Regions from separate parts of the Homo sapiens genome. Here region 2 is linked to region 1. Evidence: read pairs that join two places in POLR2A ChIA-PET (ENCODE). Cell type or tissue: endothelial cell of umbilical vein. All regions are shown on one strand. Links, peaks and the distances in the headings refer to the core of each region. The heading gives the core; the rest is flanking DNA.

Region 1 (7,756 bases), core at 1,388-6,387:
ACATGACTTCAGTGCTAGATCATGAGGTGATATGCCTTTCACCTTGCTTCCTGAAACAGTCTTGTTTGAAGCAAAAACAGTTTGGCAGTCCCTGAAGCTGCCTGAAGCGTAAACCACATGGAGAGGCCCACATTGTTGTCCCATCACTAACCCCAACTGAGGTCCCAGCTGACAGCATCAACAACCAGACGTCTGAGTGAAAAATCTCACCAGGTGATCCCAGCCCTGAGCTGTCTAGTCACCCTCAGACATCAAAGCCTAAGACATCATGAAGCAGGGACAAGCATCCTTACTGTGCCTTCTCTGAATTCCTGATCCACCAAATCCATCAGCATCATAAAATGGGTGTTTTAAGCCACTATGTTTTGGGGTAATTTGTTAATAGCAACAGTAGCTGGAACATCATTGTTATGGATTGAACTGTGTTCCCCATGCTTGGTGCAGATGGCTCGCACCTCTAATGCCAGCTACTTGAGAGGCTGAGGCAGGAGGATTGCTTGAGGCCAGGAGTTCCCGACCAGTGTGGGCAACATAGTAAGACCTCATCTCTAAAAAAAAAAAATGTTTTTAGGCCAGGCACAGTGGCTTACGCCTGTAATCCCAGCACTTAGTGAGGCCAGGAGTTTGAGACCAGCCTGGCCAACATGGGGAAACCCCGTCTCTCCTAAAAATACAAAAATTAGCCAGGCGTGGTGGTGCGAGCCTGTAATCCCAGCTACTTGGGGGCTGAGGCGTAAGAATCGCTTGAACGTGGGAGGCGAAGGTTGCAGTGAGCCGAGATCGTGCCACTGCACTCCAGCCTGGGCAACAGAGCAAGACTGTCTCTAAATAAATAAAGAGAATGTTTTTAAATTAGCCGGGTGTGGTGGAACACACCTGTAGTTTCAGCTACTTGGGAGTCTGAGGTGGAAGGATCTTTTGAGTCCAGGAGTTTGATGATGTCGTGAGCTATGATTATGCCACTGTACTCCAGCCTGGGTGGAAAAAAAAAAAAAGATAATTGTACCAGAGAACTGAACAAACAAGAAAGGCTATGCAGACAATAACTATGAAAAGAAATCCATTTTCTATGTTTGAAAAACGTTTTTATTATAAAAGTAATTGCATATTTTTAATTCTTTTCTCATTTCCAACTTCTGAATGTATGAGACATTAAATCATTTTTTTAAAAAACCTTGGAATACAATAAATGTATCATTTCACCTGATGTCCCATGATGCATCCCAAAATGTTATTAATTTTTATCTGAGTATTTTCCATCTTTAGGGTTTCATAGTTCTGCTGTCCCAGAGGGTTCCCACATGAATGTTCAACTGCTCTTCTTGTTTTCTTTGTGGCCAGACATTCCCCTCTCTTTTTAATTTATTATTTATTTATTTATTTATTTTTGAGATGGAGTCTCACTCTGTTGCCCAGGCTGGAGTGCAGTGGCATGATCTTGGCTCACTGCAACCTCCACCTCCAGGGTTCAAGCAATTCTCCTGCCTCAGCTTCCCTAGTAGCTGGGATTACAGGCGTGTGCCACCATGCCTGGATAATTTTTGTATTTTTAGTAGAGACAGGGTTTCACCATGTTGGCCAGGCTGGTCTCAAACTCTTGACCTCAGGTGATTCACCCACCTTGGCCTCCCAAAGTGCTGGGGTTACAGGCGTGAGCCACCACACCCAGCCCCCTCTCTTTTTTATTAATAGTTATTAACAATTGTGGTGGTGGTGGTGGTGGTGGTAGTAGTAGTCATTGTAGTACTGAAGCAATACATGTTTATGGTTTTATAGTTTTTAGAGTTCAAAAACGTATAAAGGAAAAAATTTAAATCCTCCCTGCCGCAAGACCTATCTAGCACCCTCAGGTTCTCCTTCCATCAATTTCTTGTGTGGTCTCCCCAAAAATGTTGCATGCATTAACAAGTACGGCATTTTCCAGCCAGGCGCGGTGGCTCACACTTTTAATCCCAGCACTTTGGGAGGCCAAGGCGGGTGGCTCACCTGAGGTCAGGAGTTCGAGACCAGCCTGACCAATATGATGAAACCCCGTCTCTACTAAAATCACAAAAATTAGTTGAGCGTGGTGGCAGGCACCTGTAATCCCAGCTATTCGGGAGGCTGAGGCAGGAGAATCACTTGAACCTGGGAGGCAGAGGTTGCGGTAAGCCGAGATCGTGCCACTGCACTCCAGCCAGGGCAACAGAGTGAAAAAAAAAAAAAAAGGGCTCTGCGCAGTGGCTCATGCCTGCTGAGGCGGGTGGATCACCTGAGGTTGGGAGTTCAAGACCAGCCTGACCAACATGGAGAAACTCTGTCTCTACTAAAAATACAACAAAAAAAATACCTAGCTGGGCATGGTGGTGCATGCCTGTAATCCCAGCTACTCGGGAGGCTGAGGCAGGATAATCGCTTGAACCCAGGAGGCGGGGGTTGTGGTGAGCCAAGATCATGCCACTGCACTCCAGCCTGGGCAACAAGAGCAAAACTCTGTCTCAAAAACAAACAAACAATCAAAAAAACAAGTATGGCATTTTCCTTCATTCTCAGTACCACTAAGTGTTGGAGATTCAATGGTTGCCCCCAAATCCACCTGATCACCCACCTCATAAAGCTTACAGTCTACTTGGGTAGAGACATAGTGATATGGTTTGGCTCTGTGTCCCCACCCAAATCTTATGTTGAATTGTAGTTCCTAATATTGGAGGAGGGGCCTGGTGGGAGGTGATTGAATCATGGAGACGGACTTCCACCTTGCTATTCTCATGATAGAGTCCTCAGGAGACCTGGTTGTTTGAAAGTCTGTAGCACTTCCTGCTTTGTGCTGGCGTCCCCTTCACCTTCTTCCATGATTGTAAGTTTCCTGAGGCCTGCCCCAGCCATAATTCCTATATAGCCTGTGGAACCATGAGCCAATTAAACCTCTTTTGTTTATAACTTACCCAACCTCAGGTAGTTCTTTATAGCAATGTGAGAACGGACAAATACACATGGCTTTATTCCTCCCAACTAAAAAACAAAACAAAACAAAACACCTGAGCATTACTATGTGTGCTGTTCTGCTCCTGGCCTGTTTCCAAGAAACAAGATGTCTTGGTGGCATCCATGTTTTTTTAGTGGCTGCCTAGCAGTGCACGCTTACGTGGATGTACCTAATATACTGAACCGATCCCCTGCTGATGGATATGCTGATTGTTTCCAGTATTTTTGCTATTACAAACAACACTGTAATGACTATTCCCTTAAATGCATCCTTGTTCATTTTTTTTCTTACTTATAGGATAAATTTCTGGGCCAAAGCTCATGAGTATCTCCGCAGTGGACACCTGCCATTCTTTATGACAGTTCTGCTGAACTGAAATAGTGAATTACTTTCAGTTGAAATACTGAAATTCTTTCCCATGTTTGTAGAAAATGAGAATCTTGGTGGCTGGCAGAGCTTGCCTCCCCTTACAGAACACAAAAAGCCCAGATACTCCCCTGTCCCACCCCTGACAAGTGGGCATGTGACTAGGCTCAGCCTCAGACTCTGATATGGAGTAAATGACCTGAAGAAGCAGGACACCACGGCATGCTTGTCAGCCAGGACAGCAGCTGGTTCCCATGGTGTGCTTTTGGCTGCTGTCCCAGCCTCCTGGCCTCCTGCCTGCTTCCTTAGCCTGCACCCCCCAGCCCTGCTGGTGCTTCTGGGGACTCCTCCATGTCTTTTCAATCAATTCCTTTTCTGCTTAAATCAGTCTGGCTTAGATTCTATTACTTGCAATTAAGAACTCTGATTCCAAAGTAGCCAGCATCCAAGATGGCTCCTAATGACTTTTGCCAATAGGGCTGACCTATGTGACTAGTAGATAGCAGAGTGTGATTCAGGAAGCTAGGTCTTAAAAGGCTTGCCCTTTACTCTCTCGTATCACTTGCTCTGGGGGAAGCCAGCTGCCATGTTGTGAGGACACTCAAGCAGCCTCATGGAGAGGTTCACACGGCAGGCAACTGAGGCCTCCTGCCAATAGCCAGCATCAATCACAGGAGTAAGTCATGTTGGAAGCAGGTCTCCCAGGCTCAGTCAAGCCTTCAGATGACTGTAGCCCCAGCTGACATTTTGACTGCAGCCTCATGAGAGACCCTGAGCCCAAACCAACTACCCAGCCAATTTGCTTCTAAATTCCTGGCCCCAAACTGTGTGAGATAATAAATATTAATCATCGTTTTAAGCCACTAAGTCCTGGTGTGATTTGTTAACATAAACATAAATAACTAATACAAATACAATTTTTAATTTTAACAGTCTACCAAATTGCCCTTCAAAAAGGCAACAGCTAGCCAAGCATGGTGGCCTGTGCCTATAGTTCCAGCTAGTCGGGAGGCTGAAGTGGGAGGATCGCTTGAGTCCAGGAATTTGAGGCTGCAGTGAGTTATAATCACGTCACTGTACTCCAGCCTGAGTGACAGAGCAAGATTCTGTCTCTACAAAAATAAAAATAAGTAAAAAACCAACAAGGCAACAGCTTTAACTTGATTACCTCTATAAAGAAAAATAGAGGCCAGGTGCAGTGGCTCACACCTGTAATCCCAGCACTTTGGGAGGCCAAGGTGGGCAGATAGCTTGAGCTCAGGAGTTCGAGACCAGGCTGGCCAACATGATAAAACCCCACTTCTACCAAAAATACAAAAAGTAGCTGGACATGGTGGCATGTGCCTGTAATTCCAGCTATTCAGGAGGCTGAAGCATGAGAATCGCTTGAGCCTGGGAGACGAAGGTTGCAGTGAGCTGAGATTGTGCCACTGCACTCCAACCTGGGCGACAGAGCAACACCCTGTCTCAAAAAAAAAAAAAAAAAAAGAAAAGAAAAAGAAAAAATACTACTAATAACAAGATGGCAACAGCAATATACATGCTCAACACCCCATGGCAGAATGCCAAAAGCCACTGGTTTTGGGAAGGAGTGGAGGAAAACAAAAAATTGACCCCTGCTGAGGTCTCATCCTTAATGCCTCGCTAAGTTGTAGAATTTTGCTTTGTCGCCCAGGCTGGAGTGCGGTGGTGTGATCTCAGCTCACTGCAGTCTTGACTTCCCAGGCTCAAGTAACCCTCCTGCCTCGGCCTTCCTTGTAGCTGGGACTACAGGTGCCCATCACCATGCCTGACTAAATTTTTTTGTATTTGTTTGTAGAAATGAGGCTTTGCCGTGTTGGCCAGGCTGGTCTTGAAGTCGTGGGCTCAAGCAGTCCTCCTGCCTTGGCCTCCCAAAGTGTTGGGATTACAGGACCCAGAAGGCATCATTCTTGTATAGTACTGTCAGTCCAAGTGGGCAGTGATGTGCCAGCATCTGGCCTCGTGGACAGGCAGAGTCAGCAAGGAGAAATCTGAGCAGCGACAAAACCACAGCTGTCAGACCACATTCAGTAACTGGCAGCCGCCAGGAGCATGCAAGTGAGCCAGCAGATGGGCAGAAATTCCCCTGGGCTGGTCAGAAAAGGGGTCTCAAAATAACAGAGAACATGGGTCCGTGGGCATCTGCACTTGTGGCCAAGACAGCAGCCAGGACTGAGCACTTCTGGGCTACCCTGGCCTGAGACTCTTGGACCTAACTGTAGAGACTCAGGGCGCAGGAGGAGACAGAGTTACAGTAGTGGAGGGAGGGAGGGGAGAGAGAGGAACCCGTGTGTCCTGAGCACTAAATATATGGCAGGCGTGGAATCTGCCAGGTAGGTCACCATCATGCCCATTTTACAGGTGAGAAAATGGAGGCTCAGTGAGGTTCAGTTACTTGCCTAGTGTTCGAGTCCAAATTTCGTTAGATCACACAGCCTCCAGGGCCTAGGCAAGACTAATTGGTGTGTTGTTTTTCCTATTGCTCAGTCAAAGGAGGGCCCTGGGGAGTGACCTCTCTCTCTTCCAGTGAGAAAGATATTCTCACAAGCTCTGCTGTCTCCACTTTCCTGTCTTTTCTTTTCTTTTCTTTTCTTTTCTTTTTTTTTTTTTTTTTTTTTTTGAGGTGGAATTTCGCTCTTATTGCCCAAGCTGGAGTGCAAGTGGCACAATCTCGGCTCACTGCAATCTCCACCTCCCGGTTTCAAGCAATTCTCCTGCCTCAGCCTCCCAAATAGCTGGGATTACAGGCATGCACCACCATGTCCAGCTAATTTTGTATTTTTAGTAGAGACGAGGTTTCTCCATGTTGGTCAGGCTGGTCTCGAACTCCCGACCTCAGGTGATCCACCCGCCTCGGTCCCCCAAAGTGCTGGGATTACAGGGGTGAGCCATCACACCCAGCCAGTCTCCACTTTCAGAGCTGGCCCCTCAGGCTCTCATGGTGGAGTACTCAGAAGTCTCTGACATCAGTGGTAATGATCCTGCCTTGCCCATCTGTCTGCTTTAACAAACCTGGCATGTCCTTGTGAAACCAACATGCAAGGTTGCCTGCTACATGCCACGCAGCATGCTGGGCCTATAGCAATAGGCAAGGCAAACTTCCTGCCCTGCAAAGAGTACACAGTCCAAACAGCGGGGCTGAGAAGTAAGGAGATGGCTACTGCCTCAAGCTGTCAGGATTACAGTAGAGAGAAACTCAGGGAAATGGGAGCCCTGAGAAGGGACACCTTACCTGGCCTGGAAGCATCAAGGAAGCTTCCTGAAGATAATCTCTGAGCTGAGTCTTCAACAGTGAGAAGTAATCCACCTGTGGAAGGGAGGGAGGGAGTGCCAGGCAGAGGAAACCACATATGCAAAAGCCTGGAGGTGTGGAATTTTCTAGGAACAGTTAGGCATCGCATATACCAGGAGTGTAGAGTTTGGAAGGAGACAGGGCAGGGAGGAGGGACAAAAGATGGAGTTGGAGGGATGAGTTGGGGCCAGCTCCTGCAAGTGGGGAATCAAAAATTGAAGGAGAGATGTTAAGAACTGGTTTGCATTTTCTAAGAATTACTCCAGCTGCAAAGCGGACAATCAGGTATAATGAGGGCAGAGAAACCAATGAGGAGCTCACGGTAGAGACCCAGGAAGGAACCTATGAAGGTCTGAGCTGTGACCATGGCGCTGGAGATGGAGGGTGGGAGGCACAAGGGAGCGGCCTCCCGGGGACTCTGTGGCCAAGAGGGAGGAACGACATCCTCTACCTGGCCTTTGTAGTGACATGGCCCCACGTGTCCTGTTTTGTCTGAAGTCCTTTCGTGTTGGATTTTCTATTGCTTGCAATCAGAAGTTGTTTCTATTGCTTGCAATCAAAAGTTTTATTTATTTATTGTTCATTTTTATTTTTTGAGACAGTGTCACCCAGGCTGGAATGCAGTGGTGTGATCTCGGCTCACTGCAACCTCCGCCTCTTGGGTTCAAGGGATTCTCCTGCCTCAGCCTCTCGAGTCGCTGGGACTACAGGCACACGCCACCACGCTCGGTTAATTTTTTTGTATTTTTAGCAGAGATGAGGTTTTGCCATGTTGGCCAGGCTAGTCTCAAACTCCTGACCTCAAGTGATCCACCTGCATTAGCCTCCCAAGGTGCTGGGATTACAGGCATGAGTCACTGCGCCCAGCCTTATTTATTTATTTTTATTTTCACAATTTGTGACAAGCAATCGAGAGTTTTAGCTCTTATGTGGGCCCACTTGTCCAGAAAGGCAAACGGATGCTTCAAGTAAATGACACTGCTATCTCCATTCTCTTCCTTCTTTTTAAATGAATAGCCTTTTTTTCTCGTCTCCTTCACCATTAGACTTTATTATTTATTTATTTATTTATTTATTTATTTATTTATTTATCTTTTTGAGATGGAGTCTTG
Region 2 (6,009 bases), core at 1-5,000, 100 kb after region 1:
CCTCCTTGGCCAGTGGGGTGGGGCCTCTGATCTACTAGGATCACACTGCAGCAGCAAGAGTCATTTTGGAGCTACCGGCCCTCATCTGTTCCGAAGCCCTCTTTCCCAACAATCAAAATAATGACTTGCAGACTAGGTGAGCTATAATCTATCAGTGTGGCAGGCTTAAGAGCTCTGGAATTCTAAGTCAAGTCCCATCTCTGCCCTTACATGGTGAGTGACTTTCTGTGTTAACCTCTGCCTGTTTCTTCATTTGTGAAATGGGGAACCCACAGGGCTCTTGTGAGATTTAAATGAAATATGCATGTAATTTTAGTGTCTAGCAGTTTTCAATAAATGGTACACTTTACTACATACGATACTACTCTCACCCATAGGCAACATCTCCAGCATGAAGCCCACTGGCCTCATGTCTGTACTTCTGGAGTCCAGGTGAGCAAAGGTCACCTGCCCACTGGACTTGGCCCACATGGACTACACCTGAGCCACCAATCCTCTTGGAGGCCTTCTTGCCTCTATTTGCTGCATTCCTTCTTCTCCCCTTTGGACTGCGAGCTCCTCAAGGGAACAGCCTATAGCTTCCTATTCATCTCCCACTCACCCGACCTGCCACACTGGCCAGCCCACTGGATGGGAGGTAACAGTGTGCTGGACATTCTGAGGGCTGCAGGGGCCTCCTGTGGACCCTGCTCTCTTGCAGGTGACCCATCAGTGCGCTGTACTTCTACAAATTGTTGGAATGGAGACTTTTTTTTTTTTCTAAGTTATTTGAGTCAAAACGATCTTGACGGGAAGCTGTTAGAGGTCTCATGGAAATAGGCCTGGAGGACAGGATTTGGCTGAGGCTTTCAACTGACATCAGACAAGACTGCAATCAAGGGAAAGCAGACCTGGGGCCCACGGGCAATCACATGGGATGAGAAATACCAAAGAATGTGACCATCCAGGTAGCCGGGGGACACAGCTCCAAAAAAGTGAGAGTGGTGCTGGATTAGCTCCATTGGAGGAACTGGAGGTTCCATTGGATGGTGCTGGATTAGTTCCATTGCCGTTTGGCAAACCAGGTAAATAATGCATATTCTATATGTGAATTTGCGTTTCCTGCTTCTCCCAGCATGATCACCCGTGGACTAATGGAATGCCTTATTCACCAGCATGTATTCAATATTGCTTTTAATCAAGAAACAAATTTCACAGCAAAGAAAGTGAGGCAATGGGCTTGTGACCAGGTAATCACAGTCATACCACGTATCTCAGCAGGAGGAAGCAGCTGGACAAACATTAGAGTGAAACGGCCTCGTGAAGACTCCGTTACAGCACCACTTGGGAGACAACTTTTGGGTGCTGCCCCCAAGGTTCTGCTTTGCATGTGTTGTCTCTCCTATAACCAGGATTCACGGGTCCAGGAATCAAGGGATAGAAGTAGGAGTGGTTCCTCTCACCTGTCCCCTCAACTGGAGTTCTACTGGTTTGGAGGGCTTGGTTTTTACAGGAGGAATGCTTCCGGGGAACACAAGACAACAGCTCACTGAATTGTACATTGAGGCTCACCTGCTGTTTTGGGCCCTTCTGGGCACTGAACCAACAAGCAAATAAGGGGTTTACTGACTCGGGTGTATTACCAAGGGGAAACAAATGCTGCTGCATACTAGGGGCAGGGAGAACTGTCTAGAATCCATACTTTTCTGAGGTCCCTCTTACAAATAGCAAAAACGAAAGACTGTAACAAAGGAAGGACAACTAATTCAGACACCCTAGGAATAAAGGTTTGGATCAACCATACCAAAAAAAGAATCCTGACCAGCGGAGATCCTGGGTGAGGGCAAAGGAAATACAGAATAGGCAGTGGAAAAGAAAGTGATACATAACTACAGCCTCATGATCATTACAGATGATACATAATCTTTTTTTTTTTTTTTTTGAGACGAAGTCTCACTCTGTCGCCCAGGCTGGAGTACAGTGGCGCTATCTCAGCTCACTGCAACCTCCTCCTCCTGGGTTCAGACGATTCTCCTGCCTCAGCCTCCTGAGCAGCTGGGACTACTGGCGCGCGCCACCACGCCCACCTAATTTTTGTATTTTTAGTACAGATGGGGGTTTCACCATATTGGCCAGGCTGGTCTCGAACTCCTAACCTCATGATCCACCCACCTCGGCCTCCCAAAGTGCTGGGATTACAGGCGAGAGCCACCGTGCCCGGCTGATGTACATATTCTTGCTTGTTATGTGCACAATTTTCTTCTCTCATTATTTCATGCAATTTTTGCTGGAAGTAAACTTTACCCTTTAGTGTTTAGGTACCATTCTCTTGTTCTGTATTCTATTCAGATGGGATTGAAACTGAATTAGAAGAGTCAACACAGCTCAGAGATTGACAGTGACTGGTGAGCTTTACATGTCCTCATTTTTGAGAGAGGGTAACAGCTTCCAATTAATTACATCTCCTTGGGCACAAAGAATTGCTTTTGTGGTGGGACAGAAGTTCAAAGGTGTAGAAGGCTGTGTGCAGATGCTGAGTGGCTAACAGGGGCTGTGCCAGTTAGGAAGCTCGTCTCTCAGTTCCACACCCGCTCTTTTTAGCTCTGCTTTTGTGATACCAGCGACAGAACTCTGCAAACATCTCTGCTTCGCAGCTGGCATCCTGTTGGATTTTTCCAGTAGAGGGAAGCTTCCATGCTGCAGGAAGAAGGGGCGTGCTCCTTCCCGTTCCTGTCAGCACTGCTGCAGCAGTTTGCTCTCACAGCTGCATGTGATCCCAGCTGCCATTTCTGACCTGCTCAGAACCAGCTTCATGATGGGCTCAAAGACCCAGGACCAGGTGAGCAACACCCATCCTTAGAGCACTTCTGGAAGTTGCTACTTCCTTAATTCTTGTGTGGGTTTTTTGCTTTTTTGGTTACTGTGTCAGTAATTCTTTTTATCATATTGTTGAAATAACTGGAATGGTTTCTGTCTCCTATTTGGACCATGACTGATAGACAGAGAGAGGAGATTTCTATCTACAGAAACTAAGTCTCAAGACTGTATTGTTTTAAATCCTTTGTCAACAATAACTGAGGCTCAGCAAAGCCTCTTTCTCCCTCAGTGTTTCATGTGGGCACCAACCGTCGGCATGCCCCATGTGTCCCTCTTTAGGCTAAGATACTTAATATAACTAAAACATTCCAAGCTTAGGCTGAGTGATTTCTTACAGTAAAATCAAATTCTTTAAACTTTCTTCTATTCCAATATTCCTTATCCCAAGTTAAGGAGCGTTACCAACTATATTTTGATAATAAAAATGTAAACTGAGTTGTGGCAATGATTAATATCAATTAGAGAATATTTTCACAATAAATTTGTGTCATTGAGATTGACATTGCCTGGACTATTCCACATATTTTGTTTTGGAATGCAGTTAAGATTGGGACTTATACACTGTAGGGTAGAATGAGTAACAGTACCCCCGGTTCCCTTGTATTGACAAGTCCACGACCTGGTTCTTGCTGATATTTTCAATTTATTACTGCAGTAGATAATTGCTCTGAAAGTGCAACACTAAATCACTCTTGTCATAGCCTCTGCTCCGTTTCCACTGGCAAATACTTGGAAATTCATTCTTCGAGCATTGTGGACCACAAGCTTCTCTCTGGGTGGAAAATTATTGCCACTGCCAGTATCATAGGGAACACACACACACACACACACACACACGAACAGAAGGATTCAAAAAGCAGACACTGGAGAGGAGTAGGGGCCAATTTCAAACAGAAAACCCAGTAAAGGGCTGGAGAGGAGTAGGGGCCAATTTCAAACAGAAAACCCAGCAAAGGAGTTAGAGGAGAACAGCTCCAACTGTGCAAAGTGGAGACCGACTCTCCACTCTCCAGTGGCAACCTCACATTCTGGTACTGTGCAAAGCGGAGACCGACTCTTCACTCTCCTCACATTCTGGTTACGTTGGCCCTGGTAGACCTTTATCCCTTTGCCTCTGTAACGGTGATACCATAATCATAACCGTGCCACATCTCAGCATATCAGAGGCCCATGGAGTAAAAATAGATGAAAAGACCTCTCAAGCTAGTTTGGAAAAATAGAGGGTTTAGATAAACTGACTATTTAATCTCCTACTTAAACCTGTTAGGCAGAATATCTGGGAGAACACTGGGCGTAAGATGCTGCCTAACAGGCATAACCCCTTGCTCTAACCAGCCTAGGGCCAGTATGTTTTTGATGGAAAAGACAACTGTCAAATACTACAACGACAAAAAGGAAGGGAAAACATGAGCAGCTCTAGAAAACGTAAGATTCAAAACTCTGAACAACAACAACAACAACAACAAAACTATGGACAACACACCTAGCCAGGAGGCCTGACCACTCACTCACTCCTAAGCACACTCTACACATACACACTGACTTTCCCACACACACAACAGTCAGGTAGATGCCCAAAGGAGGGCAAATCCAAATATCTGCTCTCTTTGGAATTTTCACGGCAAATCTGAATTTAGGCAAAAGTGAAGACCTCCCTGGGGTCTTCAAAGACAGCCTTTGCTCTCCATGTAGCCAATGGTGCTCTTATATTTGCCGAGCCCTTCACAACTGTCTGGACACCAGAATGCACTCTTCATATTCCTGGAGTTTAAATCACTGCTAGATCTTCTTATCTGATCTAACTTGCCCTGTAATAGAAGCACCTCCCTTTTGGCCCCTGTACTCCCCGTTCTTTCAGAAAAAAAGCATCCCCAAAACAGTGGTAATTAGAGGGTGTTCAGGAATGGAAAAGTAGGAAGAGTGTAGTACAAATACAATAAGGAAATGCCTGTTACTCTCATATGATTTCTCTGAGACCAGGTGGCCAAGGATCCCCTAGTCTTCCACATATGTTTTAAAGAGAGGCCTTAATTTAAGGTACTGCAGTCTTTGCTCACAAGAGCCAAGTAAGACGGTGCTACTTGGAGGTTGCTATAGGACTCTGACGCTATTTATTTGAATCCTAGGTGCTCTTGTGACTTCTCTGACTTCAGTCCTTCTGGAGTCAGATCACCCAGCTTCTCTGATGAGTGACTGGTCATTTTTAAAGCATGCCTGCAGCAGTCTTCAAGAGGTTTCTGCCTGGGCATCACAATCAGCACACATTTGCTCATACACATACCAGGTGATGAGGACTCAACCACTGCAGACAGGCAGAGCCATGCAAATAAAGCCATCCAGCAAGGTCACCTTTTCCTCAGATGCCCCAGTTTCAGGATGATAGAATTTGCATATTAAGTGTTAATAGGCCTGGCAATAACCAGCTTTTGCTTCCCTTCCTCAATGAGGGACATGCCAGAAACAGACTTGCACACAGGCTCTGCTCATATGGGAAACAGGCCTGACACACAGGGTCTGCTCATATGGGAAAATGATTTCAGTCACAGTCCTTAGCTCCAAATTCTGTACTTGGAACCTAGATTATAATCTAGCTCCTAATCAAACTAGATTCTGCTCCAGTTCAGTTTACTAAGGCATTCCCTCTAAGCTGCCTCAGTGAAACCAGTGAGAGCCACTGGATTACAATTCTAAGTGCAGCTGTGCCTAAGAAGGAGAGAGTCCCACAGGAGAGGAGACCGGAGGGCATAAGGCAGGGGATGATACAAAATCCTGGACAGTCATCACATCAGTAACACAGCTTCAGAAAGTGGTGGGCTTGGAGGAGGGGAGAGAAAGAAACAAAATGTCCCAATAATTTAATGGCAGAGCTAGAAGAGAGCATTTACAGCTATTTTGGGACTCTCCAACAGAACACTTTTCCTGGATGCACAGACATTCATAATACTGGTAACTCTCATCAACAGCTCTGGCATGTACACGTGGCCACGGTACCCTTCGTACAACACGGGAAGAGAACAACAGGACGCCCAAGAGGCATCTGGACAGCACACAGCAAACAGAAAGGCTGAACGCCCCCCCATGGAACCCCATTAAAAAACAATGTTTGTCTATTACAAAGTCACGTTTTCCGTTTTTCCGCTTTATAAAGTCAGC

The links. Peaks named below come from ENCODE experiments on the same cell type or tissue, not always from the same donor. Only the 100,000 strongest peaks of a DNase experiment are listed, where the experiment ranks them.
Region 2: POLR2A ChIA-PET joins it to region 1 with 8 read pairs; 4 of 35 experiments call an interaction of 5 or more read pairs at or near these places.

Annotation. Positions count from the first base shown.
Region 1 is chr2:232,685,550-232,693,305 of GRCh38, reverse strand. No RefSeq gene overlaps it. Among named protein-coding and RNA genes, the nearest start is that of GIGYF2, 7.9 kb to the left of the region's middle. In endothelial cell of umbilical vein, for the core only: no CTCF peak of the experiment used is centred there; a DNase peak (open chromatin) is centred at 3,625.
Region 2 is chr2:232,581,115-232,587,123 of GRCh38, reverse strand. It overlaps LOC105373929 (a long non-coding RNA gene), which reads left to right. Exons shown (of 5, transcript NR_187951.1): 4 at 2,581-2,818; 5 at 4,983-5,969. It also overlaps a transcript of EIF4E2 not described here. Among named protein-coding and RNA genes, the nearest start is that of EIF4E2, 33 kb to the right of the region's middle. In endothelial cell of umbilical vein, for the core only: no CTCF peak of the experiment used is centred there; no DNase peak of the experiment used is centred there.